3 separate regions of the Homo sapiens genome follow, and all the other regions are linked to region 2. Evidence: read pairs that join two places in POLR2A ChIA-PET (ENCODE). Cell type or tissue: Panc1. All regions are shown on one strand.

What was found. ChIA-PET counts read pairs that join two places held together with the same protein. Peaks named below come from ENCODE experiments on the same cell type or tissue, not always from the same donor. Only the 100,000 strongest peaks of a DNase experiment are listed, where the experiment ranks them.
Region 1: POLR2A ChIA-PET joins it to region 2 with 11 read pairs; 2 of 35 experiments call an interaction of 5 or more read pairs at or near these places.
Region 3: POLR2A ChIA-PET joins it to region 2 with 18 read pairs; 3 of 35 experiments call an interaction of 5 or more read pairs at or near these places.

Annotation. Positions count from the first base shown.
Region 1 is chr3:148,978,024-148,983,023 of GRCh38, forward strand. No RefSeq gene overlaps it. Among named protein-coding and RNA genes, the nearest start is that of GYG1, 11 kb to the right of the region's middle. In Panc1, no CTCF peak of the experiment used is centred here; no DNase peak of the experiment used is centred here.
Region 2 is chr3:149,552,331-149,557,330 of GRCh38, forward strand. The region is part of intron 3 of WWTR1 (WW domain containing transcription regulator 1); the gene reads right to left. Among named protein-coding and RNA genes, the nearest start is that of TM4SF4, 80 kb to the left of the region's middle. In Panc1, no CTCF peak of the experiment used is centred here; a DNase peak (open chromatin) is centred at 2,741; H3K27ac peaks cover 5,000 bases.
Region 3 is chr3:149,368,264-149,373,263 of GRCh38, forward strand. TM4SF1 (transmembrane 4 L six family member 1) reads right to left here. Exons shown (of 5, transcript NM_014220.3): 4 at 3,424-3,604; 5 at 759-1,617. The coding sequence ends at 1,603. Among named protein-coding and RNA genes, the nearest start is that of TM4SF1, 6.9 kb to the right of the region's middle. In Panc1, CTCF peaks have their summits at 321, 520, 3,199 and 3,401; DNase peaks (open chromatin) are centred at 2, 2,284, 2,496 and 2,762; H3K4me3 peaks cover 3,710 bases; H3K27ac peaks cover 5,000 bases.

The DNA.
Region 1 (5,000 bases), 570 kb before region 2:
ATTAGTTATGTCTCTCACAAATATTTCCCAGTCTGTGGTTTGTCTTTTCATTTTCTTGACAGCGTTCTCTGAAGACCAGAAAGTTTTTATTTTAATGGGATCTAGCTTATCAATTCTTCCTTTCATGGATTGCGCCTTTGGTGTTGTATCCAAAAAGTTATCATCAAACCCAAGGTCATCTAGATTTTCTCCCATGTTATTTTTCTAGGAGTTCTATAGTTTTGCATTTTACATTTTTCATTTGTCTGTGATCCATTTTGAATTAATTTTTGGGAAGGGTGTAAGGTCTATGTCTGGATTCTTTTTCTTTTCATGTATGAATGTCCAGTTGTTCCAGCAGCATTTCCTGAAAACAGTATCTTTTCTCTATTGCCTTTGCCCCTTTGTCAAAGATCAGTTGACTATATTTACGTGGGTATATTTTTGAGCGCTCTATTCTGTTTCATTGATCTATGTGTCTGTTTTTGTTTGTTTGTTTTTTGCCAATACCACACTGTCTTGATTTAATAGTAAGTCTTGAAGTCAGTCCTCCAACTTTATTCTCCTTCATATTGAGTTGGCTATTTTGGGTCTTTTGCCTGTCTCTATAAACTTTAGAATCAGTTTGTTGATAGAAAATAACTTAGTGAGATTTTTATTGGGGTTCCATTGAATTTATACATCAAGTTCAGAAAAACTGACATCTTGATAATATTGAGTCTTCTTATCCTCTATAGTTGAATGTTTGTGTTGCCACAGAATTCAAGAGTTCAAATCTTAACCCCCAAAGTGATTGTATTAGGAGATGGGACCTTTTGGGAGGATATTAGGCCATGAGGGATTAGTGCCCTTTATTATAAGATAGTTCCTAGAGAGCTCATTCATCCCTTCCACCATGGAAGAAGACAGCAAGAAGGCAACATCTATGGACCAGGAGACAAGCCGTCACCAAACACTATCTCTGCTAATTCTTTAATCTTCAACTTCCCAGCCTCCAGAACTGTGAGAAATACATTTCTGTTGTTTTTAAGCTACTCAGCTTATCATATTTTGTTATAGCAGCACAGACTGAGATACTATTCATGAACATGGACTATCTCTCCATTTATTTAATTATTCTTTGATATCTTTCATCAAGTTTTCCTCATATAGATCTTGTACATACTTTCTTAGATTTCAACCCAAGTATTTTATTTTTGAAGGTGTTAATGTAAATGGCATTATGTTTTTAATTTCAAATTCTACTTGTTCATTACTGATATATAGGAAAGTGATTGATTTTTATATATTAGCCTTGTATCCTACAACCTTGCTATAATTGCTTATTAGTTCTAGGAGTCATTTTGTCTACTCTTTTGAATTTTCTGTATAATCATGTCATTTTTTAACAAAACCAGTTTTACTTATTCCTTCCCAATCTGCATACTTTTGATTTTATTTTCTCCTCTTGTTGCTAGGACTTTCAGCACAATGTTGAAAGGCAGCATTGAGAGAGAACAGCCTTGCCTTGTTCCTAATCATAGGAGCAAAGCTTCCAATTTGTCACCATTAAGTATGATGTTAGCTGTAGGTTTTTTGTAGATGTTTTTTATTGAGTTGAGGAAGTTCCCCTCTATTCCTAGTCTGTCGCAGGTACCTTATTTTTTTCTTTTACAATATAGTTTGGAGAACATTCTATCATAGACATTAAGAGCAGTCATTATTATTATTGCTTTCTACAGATGCATAGCATAGTATTTTATTGCATGGATATATTATAGTTTATTTAACCTGACCCCTATTAACGGTTATTTAGGTTGTTTGCATATCTTATATTGGCACAAACAGTGCTGCAAATGTCCATCTTCTGGCAAGTGAATAAATACACTGTGATATATGCACACAAAATAATTCTGCTCAGCAATACAAAGGAATGAACCAATGATACGTTCAACAACATGAATAAATCTCAAAAGCATTACACTGAGAAAAAAAAACAGACACAAAAGACTACATACTCTTTTATTACATTTGTATTAAATTCTTGAAAAGGCAAATCTATATGGACAGAAATCAGAGCTACATTTGCCAGGGGACAGGGAATGGGATTAACCATAAAGGCAGAGAGGGAAGTTTTGTGAATGATTGTGGAGATGGTTATACCTGTGGTGATAGTTTATATCTATCACAGCTCATTGAATTTTTTACTTTTAAAAAGTGACTTTTATTGTATATAGATTTTATTTCAATAAAGTTGATTTTAAAGAAAAAGTAACTGCCAAATGATTTAACCCATGAACTAAAAGATCACAAATATGGTAACCAAAGTTTGAAAGGTGAAATATATTTGAAGGACTGAGAGTTAGAGATCCTGGACAATCTTATCCTTCTTTTTGACCACTATCATGTTGTTATTACATTACCGGCAGAACACGTAATAAAAGTAAGATGAAAAGATCAAGCATTCACTGTATTTTTCTTTTTATTTTTTTAGAGACAAGGTTTTTGCTCTGTTGCCCAAGCTGGAGGACAATGGCACTATCATAGCTCACTATAATCTCAAGCTCCTGGGCTCAAAAAAAATCTTCCCAACTAAACCTCTCCCTAGGAATTATAGGCACCCACCATCACACCCTATCACACCCAGCTAATTTTTTATTTTTTGTAGAGACTGGGTCTCGCAGTGTCACCCAGGCTGGTTTCAAGCAATCCTCCTGCCTCAGTCTCCCACAGTGCTGGGATCACAGGCGTGGGCCCCTGGGCCCAGCCCAGGATTTTAACTAATTACAGAAAATTATTCCCGTGTCTGGATCAATAACTATGCCTCTTTAATTTATGAAATATTCATTTTACTAACAAATCACTAGAAAAACCTCCAAAGTCACCGAAATTGAGCTGAATTTCATCTTTCCGTTCTACTCCCACTAGAAACCCTCTTATCATTTAATTATTTACTAATTAACTCCCCATTCCCTCCTACTTCCAAAGGATCTCAAACAACTTCATAAATAAGTGAGGCAAGTATAATAATGGGAAAAAAGTTAAAGCATAGATAAATAAATGCAGGGTAGAGAGCCTAAATAATGACTAGAAGTGGCTACAAATTTTGCTCCAAGTTTCTAATTGGCCTCCCAAAAGAGGAAAACATGTATTCTATGTGTTTGATATACTTATAAACATCAAAGTTTCTATGAAATAAAGAAAAATCTAAGTGTTAAGGAAATGCAACATTTATTTTTGATATGATGACCAGTGTGACAATTTTCCCATGGATCTTTCAATAGAGGAAATTGCATAACATAGTGAATGTCTTCAATGGCACATTGGAAAAGCCATGATAGTGAGATTTCTGAGGCACCCTTAGAGCCACAGAGAAAGCCAAGAACAGAATGCCACTCTAGGAAAGAGAACCTGGTGGCTGGAGGACAAAGGTGGCAGATAAGAGTTACTTCATTGTACACATACCCTTTTGCAGCTTTTGAGCAGTGGACACCCCATACATATTACCAAACAGTGCTTAATTGTACAGACTGGGGAAGCAGGCTCCCTGGTTCAAATCACAGCTGTACAAACTACCAGTTACAGTATAGTGGGCAAGCTCTGTGCCTTATCTCTGAAGTGGGGATTGCAGAATATCTGCCTCATTCGATCACTGGAAAGGTTAAATGTGTTAATATGTAAAAGAACCTTAGTATCAGGTTAAGTGGTAGTTATTACTAATGATAATGCCAAAGTACAGTTTTGTAAAAGTTGTCTTATGAAGGACCAAAGCAATGTTACTCTATGTATAAAGCTCCATGATAATCAGATTTTAGATACCAGCATAAATTTAGAATATCTGACACACATGAAAATCAGTTGTCATGCCCATGGGGTTTATATAGCGAACAGACCCAATTTTGGGTTTTGTTACCTGTTTTAAAAGGCAATGCACAGGCTGGGCACAGTGGCTCACGCCTGTAATCCCAGCACTCTGGGAAGCCAGGGCGGGTGGATCACAAGGTCAGGAGATCGAGACCATCCTGGCTAACAGAGAAACCCCGTCTCTACTAAAAATATAAAAAATTAGCCGGGTGTGGTGGCACACGCCTGTGGTCTCAGCTACTCGGGAGTCTGTGGCAGGAAAATCACTTGAACCCAGGAGGCGGAGGTTGCAGTGAGCTGAGATCATGCCACTGCACTCCAGCCTGGCGACAGAGTGAGACTCCATCTCAAAAAAAAAAAGGCAATGCACTACAAAGCATTATTGGAAGAAACTGAAGACTATCTCGGTAAATAAAAAGACATCCCATGTTCATGGATTAGAAGGCATAAGCTGTAAGGCTGGGCACGGTGGCTCATGCCTGTAATCCCAGCACTTTGAGAGTTCAAGGCAGGTGGATCACCTGAGGTCAGGAGTTCAAGACCAGCCTGGCCAGCATGGTGAAACCCTGTCTCTACTAAAAATACAAAAATTAGCTGGGCATGGTGCCAGGTGCCTGTAATCCCAGCTACTTGGGAAGCTGAGGCAGGGAGAATTACCTGAACCTGGGAGGCAGAGGTTGCAGTGGGCCAAGATCGCGCCACTGCACTCTAGCCTGGGTGACAGAACAAGACTCTGTCTCAAAAAAAAAAAAAAGCAGGTTTAAGCTGTTAAGTTGGCAATACTCCCCAAACTGATCTACAAATTCAATGAAATCCTTATCAAAAGCCCAGCTTTCTTTGTTTCAGAAACTTATAAACTGACCCTAAAATTCATATGGAAATGCAAATTACCCAGAATAGCCAAAACAATCTTGAAAAAGAAGAAAAAATTTTTTAAGATTTTATTTTTATTTATTTATTTAAAAAAATTTTTTTTGAAATGGGGTCTTGCTCTGTCACCCAGGCTGGAGTGCAGTGGCACGATCTCGGCTCACTGCAACCTCTGCCTCCTGGGTTCAGTGATTCTCTTCTTGCCTCAGCCTCCAGAGTAGCCACCACACCCGGCTAATTTTTATATTTTTAGTAGCGACGGTGTTTCGCCATTTTGGCAGGCTGGTCTCAAACTCCTGACCTCAGGT
Region 2 (5,000 bases):
CTAAATACATTCTCCCCAAAGTAAGGTTAAGGGAGGTTAGAAATTGGTAACAAAATATCAGTTCCATTTATAGCAAGATGATCATCATAGGCTTTTTAAATTTCAAATAGAAACATAATCAAGATGAGAACTGAGAAAAAAACTGGCAACGCCTCACCCATAACTCATCTTCTCTAGAGGATGCATTTTAACCCTTACCTCTAGAGTTTCATAGGGGAATATCCAAAGGGTACCACATTCTAGTTGCTGCTTCCTCTTACTTCCAGAGCATAGTTGCCTGCTTAGCCCCATTTCATTCTGAGTTTCACACATGATTTACAAACTCATCACTTTCCCCACAGCACTCATTATAGGTGAGGGCCATGTATTTACCCGAGTTTGTGCTATCACCATAGAAATTCAGGATAGAAGGGTCTTAGTCCATTTAGAGCAATGGTTCTCAAACTTTTCTTTAGTAGTAGAATCCTTCTCCAGAGCCAAGTGTACGGCTTGAAGCAGAGGCTATCCTTATGTCCCAGGGTTCTTTCATCAGCTGAGGAAATTAGCACTTAAAGTCAGCACCTTTGACTGTCTTCTCTAAATCATCTTGGTCTTGCTTTCACTCTGCTTTCCCTTCAGGCATTTCTCAAGTGTCATGCTGAAACTTTAAACAAATGTTTAAAACACATTGAACAGGGCCCAGCTTTTGGAAACTGAACACTAAGGTTAGCTTCTGCTCACATCCCCCTGAGATTCTAGCATGGGACTTTGGGACAGACTTTAAAACCAATGATTTAGACTAATTCAGTTATTTTAGAGATGAAGAATATTGGAAGATTAAATGCCTCAGCCCAGATCTCAGGAACAGGCTGCGACAAACCTAGGAAACCCGGAACGCCTGCTAGAATACTACAGCTGGCATCAGCTGCATGGATCACCAATTACTGCCCAATGATCACCAACGGATCACCAATCACTGCCCAATCCTTTTTCGTAGTCATCAAAATATACGTGATAAGTTAAATTTGGTGATGAGGCCAAGTAGTGTTTCCTTTTCCCTATTTCATGAAAAAGTCTAACAGACTATTTTAATTAACTTATTTACTTTAAAATGATGGGATCAACGTGAATCGCATGTTTTGATGACACCATTTGTGTGACCTCACTTTATAGAAATGGTAGAGCATTTTGTTCTTCAATCCTCCAAAAAAAAAAGACAAAAATCAAATAAACTTTGAAAACTCACATTTCATAATTTAGAAAGGCTTATATATGGGAAGGAGAGGTGCTGCCATCAGCCAATGGTAGACCTTCTGGCCATAGAGGCTTTGTGGGAATAATGATATGCAACTGAAAGAAGCAAGCCAAAACATACAGGTGTAAATCGTTTCTGACTTATGTGCAGACCCAGCCACATCAAGCTTTGAAAAATATTTCAGCATCAAGAGTGTCTGGGTGCAGCTGCGGGTCTTTTCCTCTGTTTATGCGCCGTCCATGGCTTAACTCATGTGAACTGGCCAACGTCAGGTGTCACGCAGCCCTGTCTGATGGAAAACATATGTCTACAGAGGTAGGAAGAAAAACCCAGCCACAATCCAGCCTTGACTCAGTCACGATACAATGAAGGGAAAAAAAGGGCTGCAGACGCGTCTCTCGCCCTCCTTGTGTCTCTCTCAGCTCCTGCCAACAATGAGCCGCTTGTTTCTCTTATTTCCCAGAAACAGTATTAGCCATCCAACAAGGTCAGCAAAAAAAAAGCAGCTTTTCACTTCAGGGTGCATTTGGTTCCAAAAATCTGTAAAGTATTAAACCGAGAAGTTGTACTATCCCAACTTCACACTGAGCCCTTTATTCCAATTCTGGGTGAGAATAACTGCAAGGAAATTTCTCAGCCGGCTCAGTTGATAAGGCACAGAGCTCTGGAATATATGTTGATTCAGCCACACTTTCCCAGCTTCACTGTTTCAAGCCTTAAAACCACTTCCAGGTGCCCCAAAGCTTGCCAGATGGGCCTCCGGTCCTCCAGATGCCCCAAGCCTGTCTAGTTTTAGACTTGTAACCCAAGCTTCGTTTACTTCACAGGAAACCCTGAATTTTTAGCACCAGGAAATGATTTTCCTACTTGCTATCCTGCCTGCCCATCCAAACAATAATGTAGTCCACACACCAGTGTGCAAGTATCTAGGCAACTCTCCTTTTTCAGGTGTAAAATAGAAATGCCTGTAACACTGGCTTTTATATTTTCATAATAACTGCATTACCCCAAATGTATATTTTATTGGCATTTAAAGGATTCAGACATTAGTTCTCATCATTATAATATATCCAGGGAAGTCTAGGGAAAAAAAAAAATCACATCTTTCTGGCAGGCTGATTTCTTCTGGATCCTTTTTCCTGTAAAGAAAGAACTCTTTCTTCCACCTAAAGCAGCATCAGAATGTGCTACTCTGACTCCATTTGATTGCAGGGATATCTCAAGATTTATCACAAGTGGCCCGTGGCAGGAAGCACCTCTATGGAGTTAGTGAATTTAGAAAAACAATTATCTAGCCTGTGAAAAAGAGGAAATTTAGTTATTCACTTTGCTGCTTCACAAAGTTGTCCTTGTGATTTTGAATATAATTCCATGGTTGGGCAATAGCAGTACAACTACAACTGTTTTGTTATCTTCAGACAATAGGTATACTTTTATCCAGCAGGAAATGGAAACTCTGATTCATGCATTTATTTTTCTTTAGTCAGTAGAGAGTTTATTGTAGCTTTTTATTGGTTAGCTTTCCTGAATCATTTTAAAACTACTCCAGGTGCGAAGTATGGCAGTTGCCCAAGCTAAGAGAAAACGAATCTACAGCTGTGTTCCACACGGAATGGAAGAAAAGTTGCCAGCGTGAGTTGCTAGTTTTTAATGTGTGCATGTGTTTTTTAATAGCATGCCCTTTTAGTAAACATCTTTATTATGGAGATCATGTAACAGATACTAAGATTCCAAGAGGTAGTCAAAAGACTTGAACGATTCATAAAAGAGAACATGCAATTAGTAATAAAATATGGCAAATTATCAGCTTCGTAAGGAATCACACTAATGCAAATTAAAGAAACAGCCTTTTTCAGCAATCAAATAAGCAAAAACAATAGTGTGGTTTAGGTGCTTTGCATTGGGCCAGGACCACTCAGGAAAAAAAAAAAAAACGAAAGAAGAATGTAACCAGGGGTAACAGGATTAGGAAATCTGGTAGAAGTATATGCCAAATTTTGGAAACCTGTATAAATATGCATTTCATTGAGGACTGTACCCATATATCTTATAGGATTTCTAGTGACCCCCAAAAAGTTAATTACCTTTGAAATGAAAAAGTATTAGAATATTAACAGTGGTGGTGTTTCGCTTATAGAACTATAGATGATTTTTTTTCTTTCCAATGATCTACGGTTCACCTAGCTATTCATTTCCCCTGTTTCTAGGAAGTAGAGATACAATGATGAACAAGACAGCAAGGTCCCTGCCCTGTAGGAGATTATCGTCTAACGAAAAGACAGGCTATAACAAATGTACAGAATAATTTTAGTGATAAGGGATTTGAACAAAGAAATGTGGAGCTATTTTAGGCAGGGAAGTTAAGAAAGGCCTCTGTGAAGCAGTGATGTGTGCTCTAAATCTGAATGAAGTATGGAAATCAGGGTGGGGGACAAGTACAAAGATCCTAAGGTGGAAACTGTGAGCTTGGAGTACTTGTGCAAAATCAGAGCAGCCCATGTGGCTGAGGAGCAGAGGGTGAGGGGCCGGGACCAGGTCCCTTGAGGCCTCTTGCCTGTGGTGAGCACTGTGGTTGGCCTCTATTCCAGACTGATAGAAATCTCCTTCCAGCTGACTGCCTGGACTGCATGGGAAACTGCCAGATTATTTCACACTCTATGGTAAAATTTAAAATTCTGAAGAAATCCAGAGACTCTGGGGGCACACAGTGAAGTGAGTCAAAAAGTGTGAAGCAGGCCGGGTGCAGGGGCTCATGCCTGTAATCCCAGCACTTTGGGAGGCCGAGGTGGGCAGATCACAAGGTCAGGAGTTCCAGACCAGCCTTGCCAACATAGTGAAACCCCGTCTCTACTAAAATTACAAAAATTAGCTGGGTATGGTGGCACGCGCCTGTAGTCCCAGCTACTTGGGAAGCTGAGGCGGGAGAATTGCTTGAACCCGGAAGGTGGAGGTTGCAGTGAGCCGAGATCGCGCCACTGCACTCCAGCCTGGGAGACAGAGTGAGATGCCGTCTCAAAAACAAACAAACAAACAAACCATGAAGGAAAGAGGCCACTCCTTGGGATCAATGCCTCTCGGTTTGTTGTCTCTCAGCCCTGTAAAGTGGTTCAGGATCTTTGGGAAGGAAAGGAATAAGGTTTGGGGCAAGGATGGGGGAACAGACAGAAACCAAAGCAGCTCTGCTTTTAAACACTTACAAAGAGGAGATTCTGATCCCAAGCAAAACAAAATAAAAGCCTGTAGCTCTAAATTTTATTTGAGAAGGTGTGTCAAAAGGAGCTTCCTTCTTAAAAATGAAAACAAAACATACAACAAAAAAACTACAGTTCTGGATTTTCTAAATGTTATCCTTGAATCAAAATGCATATGTAGTATACACTCATTTTGGTCTTCTGTGAACACTGGCTGGTGCTCTGAGATCATGCCACTACCCAGTATTTAAAAAGACTATAGAAAACTTCCCCATAAAACTCCTAGTGTTCCCTACTGGAATCTTCTTTTTTTTTTTTTTTTTTTTTTTTTTTGAGACAGAGTTTCACTCTGTCACCCAGGCTGGAGTGCAATGGCACGGTCTCAGCTCACTGCAACCTCCGCCTCCCTGATTCAAGCGATTCTCTTACCTCAGCCTCCCAAGTAGTTGAGATTACAGGCGCCCACCACCACGCCCAGCTAATTTTTGTATTTTTTAATAGAGATGGGATTTCACCATATTGGCCAGGCTGATCTCGAACGCCTGACCTCAGCTGATCCGCCCGCCTGGGCCTCC
Region 3 (5,000 bases), 180 kb before region 2:
CTCAGTGAAAAAAAAAAAAGTAGGATAGTTCTTAGACCGACTCCTTAGAAGGCTGTTAGGACACACGTTATTGCTATCCACAGGTGTTGACGTGACAGAGCTGGCTGTCAAGACAACTACACTATATGTTTAAAAAAACATTTTCATAAAATATTCTAGTGTATTGGTTTTCTTCATAATTCTATGCATTTTATGAATTTATGAACATTATTCTTCGAAGGTGTCTGTAGGTTTCACCAGCCTGCCAGAGGGACTATGGTACAGAATAGGCTGAAACCTTCAGTCAGGAGCCGCCCACTGCAGGGCAGCTTGCCCATAGGAGGAGCTCTGCTGTCTAATAGCTGGTTATGCTTCTTTATAAATTTGCTTATCTGTTGTCCAGACCAATGAACACCAAAAACGGAACATTTCTATAGAAAATTCCCAATAAGTCCAGGAATCCTGTCACTTGAAAGAGCCTAACCCTGTACAGTAAGGAGAAAAATGCCTGTTACCCTTCCAGGGAGGCTGATACTTGCAGCACCTGGTAGAAAGGACCAGTGCCTAACTGGGGTGATGATCCCACAGGTACAGCAATGGCAATTTACAGACAGCAGAGAAAGAAGAGGAGAAAGAGGATGAGAGAGTAGGATAAAGAAACAAAAAGACAGGAAGCCGTTAGCAATAGGGGCCACATAACTTGCAAACTGGAAAAAAAAAAGGGGGGGGGGGAGAAAAAAGAGAACTTTTAAGGATAATGAAACTAAACAACAACAACATGGTAGTGAATACTTTATTTTGTTGTAAACAAGTTAGTTTTGAGGGTATTTCCTCGTGGTCCTCCTGCCGTCACTCGTCCCCATGTTCCAATGATGCTGATCAACTGCTTTATTCAGTTTCCCATCTTTCTTCTTGCCCAGTCATCGTAGCCTTTCTTTTTTTAAACACATGATCCCTAGTACTCATCTTTGGAGGACAAAAGGCTTTCCATATGTTAGAAAAATTTGAATCTCATAGTACTCACAACAATGAGCAGCATTGTAAGTTGTGATGCATTCATTTGGATTGGAACATTCTCAATCAGTCCTTCCACTCTAAGTAAATATTTGTTTCTCACAGAACACAAGGCAGTTCAAAGGGCCTCTTGTTAGAGATTTATAGGTGTATGAATGGGAAACATCATACAAGCAGTGAAAACAAAAATCTTTCCAGGTTGTCGGATTTTCTCCTTCTTGGTCTTATAAAAAGCAACTAGACATCTTTAATTTAAAAAATACATGCACATATATACAATAGTGATTGGAATGTTATTTTTATCCAAAACATTATAGAGTTTATCTCAGATATACTGAGTACTGTCACTCAGTCTGTAAATTACCCCCAGAGGGTGGTTTGTTTCCTCATTCCTTAAAAAAAAACAAAAACAAATAAACAAACAAAAAAGAAGTTTACTAAATTTAAACACTGACATCCTGTGAAGATGCCAGTCTTTACAGGCGTTTGTAAAAGTAGACTGTGGGGAGTATGTTACACTAATACAAAGTTTTACAAATGAATACAAGTGAAATATATAAATTACAATGAAATAGAGGAAGATTGTGGCTCTGTCCTGGGTTGGTTCTTTTAGCAGTCATATTGCTGTAGAGAAAATAAAATACCATTAGGCTATAATCAGGATAAATAATGATGACATTTTAGTCCTTTAAGTTCCTATTTTAAGCAAACATAAACAGACTGATCTTAGCTTCAGCAAAGCTTAGGCCAACCATACTTAGGGCTTGGACAATGCTCACAAAATGTTTCCTAAACAAACCCAGATCCCTTGTCTTCCATGAGTAAAGGCTGCAGAAAGGGCCCATAGAAACTGCAGGATACTGATATTGGGTTGCTTTGAGTGCATTTGTGTGGGGTTTTAATCTTAGGGATTTAAAAGATAATGCCATGGAAGTTTCACACTGGTATGAGCTCAATGTGGGTAACCTTTCAAATTAAATGCTACCGAGTTATGGACCTGACTCTTCTACATGAAAAGACCTGCCCTTTGAAAGTGTCTTTTGTCTTATAAACAAAGGTAACAGATCTTCCCTGTAGTATCTGGGAAGAAGCCATCCCTACAGTGACTCAGCTGGGAAACCTGGTGTATTTACTACCCCAAATCAGAGGAGAGTATCATTCCCTGCCAAATCACTTCAGCCATTTTGGTCATTGGCTCTTTATGCCTGTCCCCAAAACGTACTAAGTGAGTACATTTAGTACAAGTAATCACTTACTTTGAACTCTGCCTTGTATGAAATTCAAGGCTAAAGGTAAGCTGCATGACAGCAATCCCTAGAGGATACTTCTCTGCCCTTCCCCAACCGTACTGCTTGAAAGAAGCTCCATATTGAAGGTTTCCCATTCCCTTATTTTCTTGGAAATTTGCCAAAGAAATTATTAATCTTGCTATACTTGCCTGATAAGGAAAACTAGATTTTCATTTTAACCTTCCCCCAAAATTACAGAAAGTTTCCTTTTATTTTCAGCAAAGTTTTTCATGGTAGCAATGGGCTTTCAGTTTTCATTAGGTTTTTGTCTTATTTTTAAAAGAAAGTTAACAGATCTGGCACCAGAGGAGTAAATGGTTTGAAAAATATAAGACATAAAATAACCCTCTCAAAGATAGGATCAAAGCTGGACTTTCATTAATTCAATAATATATATATTTTAGGAGGATATAGAAACAAGAACTTTCACTGCTACAAACAAATGCATTTTTTTCTCCTAAATCATATCCCCAGGAAACAAGTGCTTCCTGGTTTTCTTTCACAACGAAAGGCTTTTCATGAGCTGCTGTTCAAAGATTGCTAGTGATTCTCCATACTTACTGCTTAGGCATTTTTATGACTCCTTATTAGGAAGGAATTGCAGAAAATCCAACCAAACAGCAAGTGTGGAATACAGGTTAAAAGTAGGAGCTTTTGCACAGAGCGACTCAAGGTTTGAAGCCTGTTATTTCCTGAGTAGGTGATCTTAAGCCTATTGCTTAATATTTGAGTCATATGGGTTTAGCATAGTGCCTGATGCATTGAATGGTTGGCTATTACTTATGTATACTAGTTGGGAATATAACAGCAAACAAAGAGCAGACATCACTTTTTTTTCTGTCTCTGCAGCGAGAGCAGAGGCAGTGAATTAGATCCTGAAGGGAGCGCTGTGTCTATGGGCAGCATGTTCTTGTGTACATAGAGCCAACTGCAAAGAACTAAGACAATCCTGTGACTGTGAGACTCGAGGAAGCTTGTTACTGACAGCTAAAGTGAATGCTATAATTGTGTTGCTACAAAGATGATATCAGAATAAATGCTGGTAGGTCGAGCATGTTTGGTTTTGCCTTTTTCTTTATGATGAAAACAATGGTATATTAACACCAGGGCCAGACTACGACATTTTCATGCAGGTTCTTACCTGTTGGTGAGAGCAGCAAAAGCCACATATGCCTCCAAGCACTCCATTTATTACTTGAATAAGACACAAGATGAATTCAATTCCACCAAGAGCCAAGAGGATAGAAAACAGAGATACATTCCATTCCACAATGTGCTTGGGTTCAGTGCACTCGGACCATGTGGAGGTATCCAGAAGGTACCTGTGGGTAAAAAGAGAAACTTCTGACACACGGTCATACTTGAGGGGATACTTCATAAACTACTTTTGTTTGGTGGTTTTTCATTCAGAAAAAAGGAATGAATTATTCAATATCCTGTGTAAGTTTCTTCCACTGCATGTCATTCCACAAAATGGAGGAATTTAGCCCAGATCCTACTGTAATGATAAACATAAAATTATAATTTATAATTTTTGACCCCAATCTAGGATTACATGGTCAGAAATTCTCACCTTATAATGATATTTATATTCCCTAACAGGCATCTGAATTCTTATAAACAAAAATAAAAATGCAGAACTGTATTTGTGCTGTGTTTAAAGCTAGGTAAGATTCATGTATGTGTAGGAAGTAAACTACGAGCAAATGCGGAAAAATGAAAATAATTCATGTGCTAAAGTAGAGTATGTGTAGGTGTTTTTTAAAACTGTTTTCCAATTTTATTGTTGTTATTGGTATAAAAGATGGGTATTTGTATTCAATATTGAGTGAATATTTAGAAAATACAATCTCTTTAGGCTAGTTTTTTTTTTGAACTTTAAAATATTAATTTAGATCATTTTATTACATCTCAATTTGTTACTGCTGAAAATTATCCAAATTCTGGCAAGTTTGGATATTTAATATGCTGGAATTTTTCAACTGAGACCTTTGGAACAAAGCTATTTTTTGTTTTTAAGGAATAAATTAATTTGCAACAGGAAGCAAATTCATGGGATTAAACCCAACTAATTTGATAGCTCTTTACTTTTTTCTGAGACGGAGTCTGACTCTGTTGCCCAGGCTGGAGTGCAATGGCGCAATCTTGGCTCATTGCAACCTCTACGTCCCAGGTTCAAGCCATTCTCCTGCCTCAGCCTCCCAAAGTGCTGGGATTACAGGCGTGAACCACCACGCCCGGCTGATAGCTCTTCACTTTCATGATGCTGTGCCCAAGAGTTGATAATAGCATGTAGCACACTGCATTTGCTCATTCAACAAAGATTATTGAGCAGTCAGTGTGAGTCTGACACTGAGCCAGAGCTGGGGATATAATGGAGCACAGGGCACGGGCTCTGTCCTGAAAGAGCATAGCTTCTAAAGGAAGAGACAAGTCACAAGTAATCTCAATGCAACAGATATGCTGATCGGTAAACAAAATATGGAAGAGCCACAGAGGAAGGGCATCTAACCTAGTCCAGGGAGAACAGCTGCTTATGTATCTATTCAATAAGGCTGAGCTCCATGAAGGTAGGAGCCAGACCTATTCATCATTGTATATCCAGCCGCTAGAACAGTATCTGACACACAATAGCCACTCAGCACATTTTAAAAGCAGTTGAATGATAAATAACAATATGAAGTTGCTTTGTGAAATGTCAGCAAACCATACTGAGGT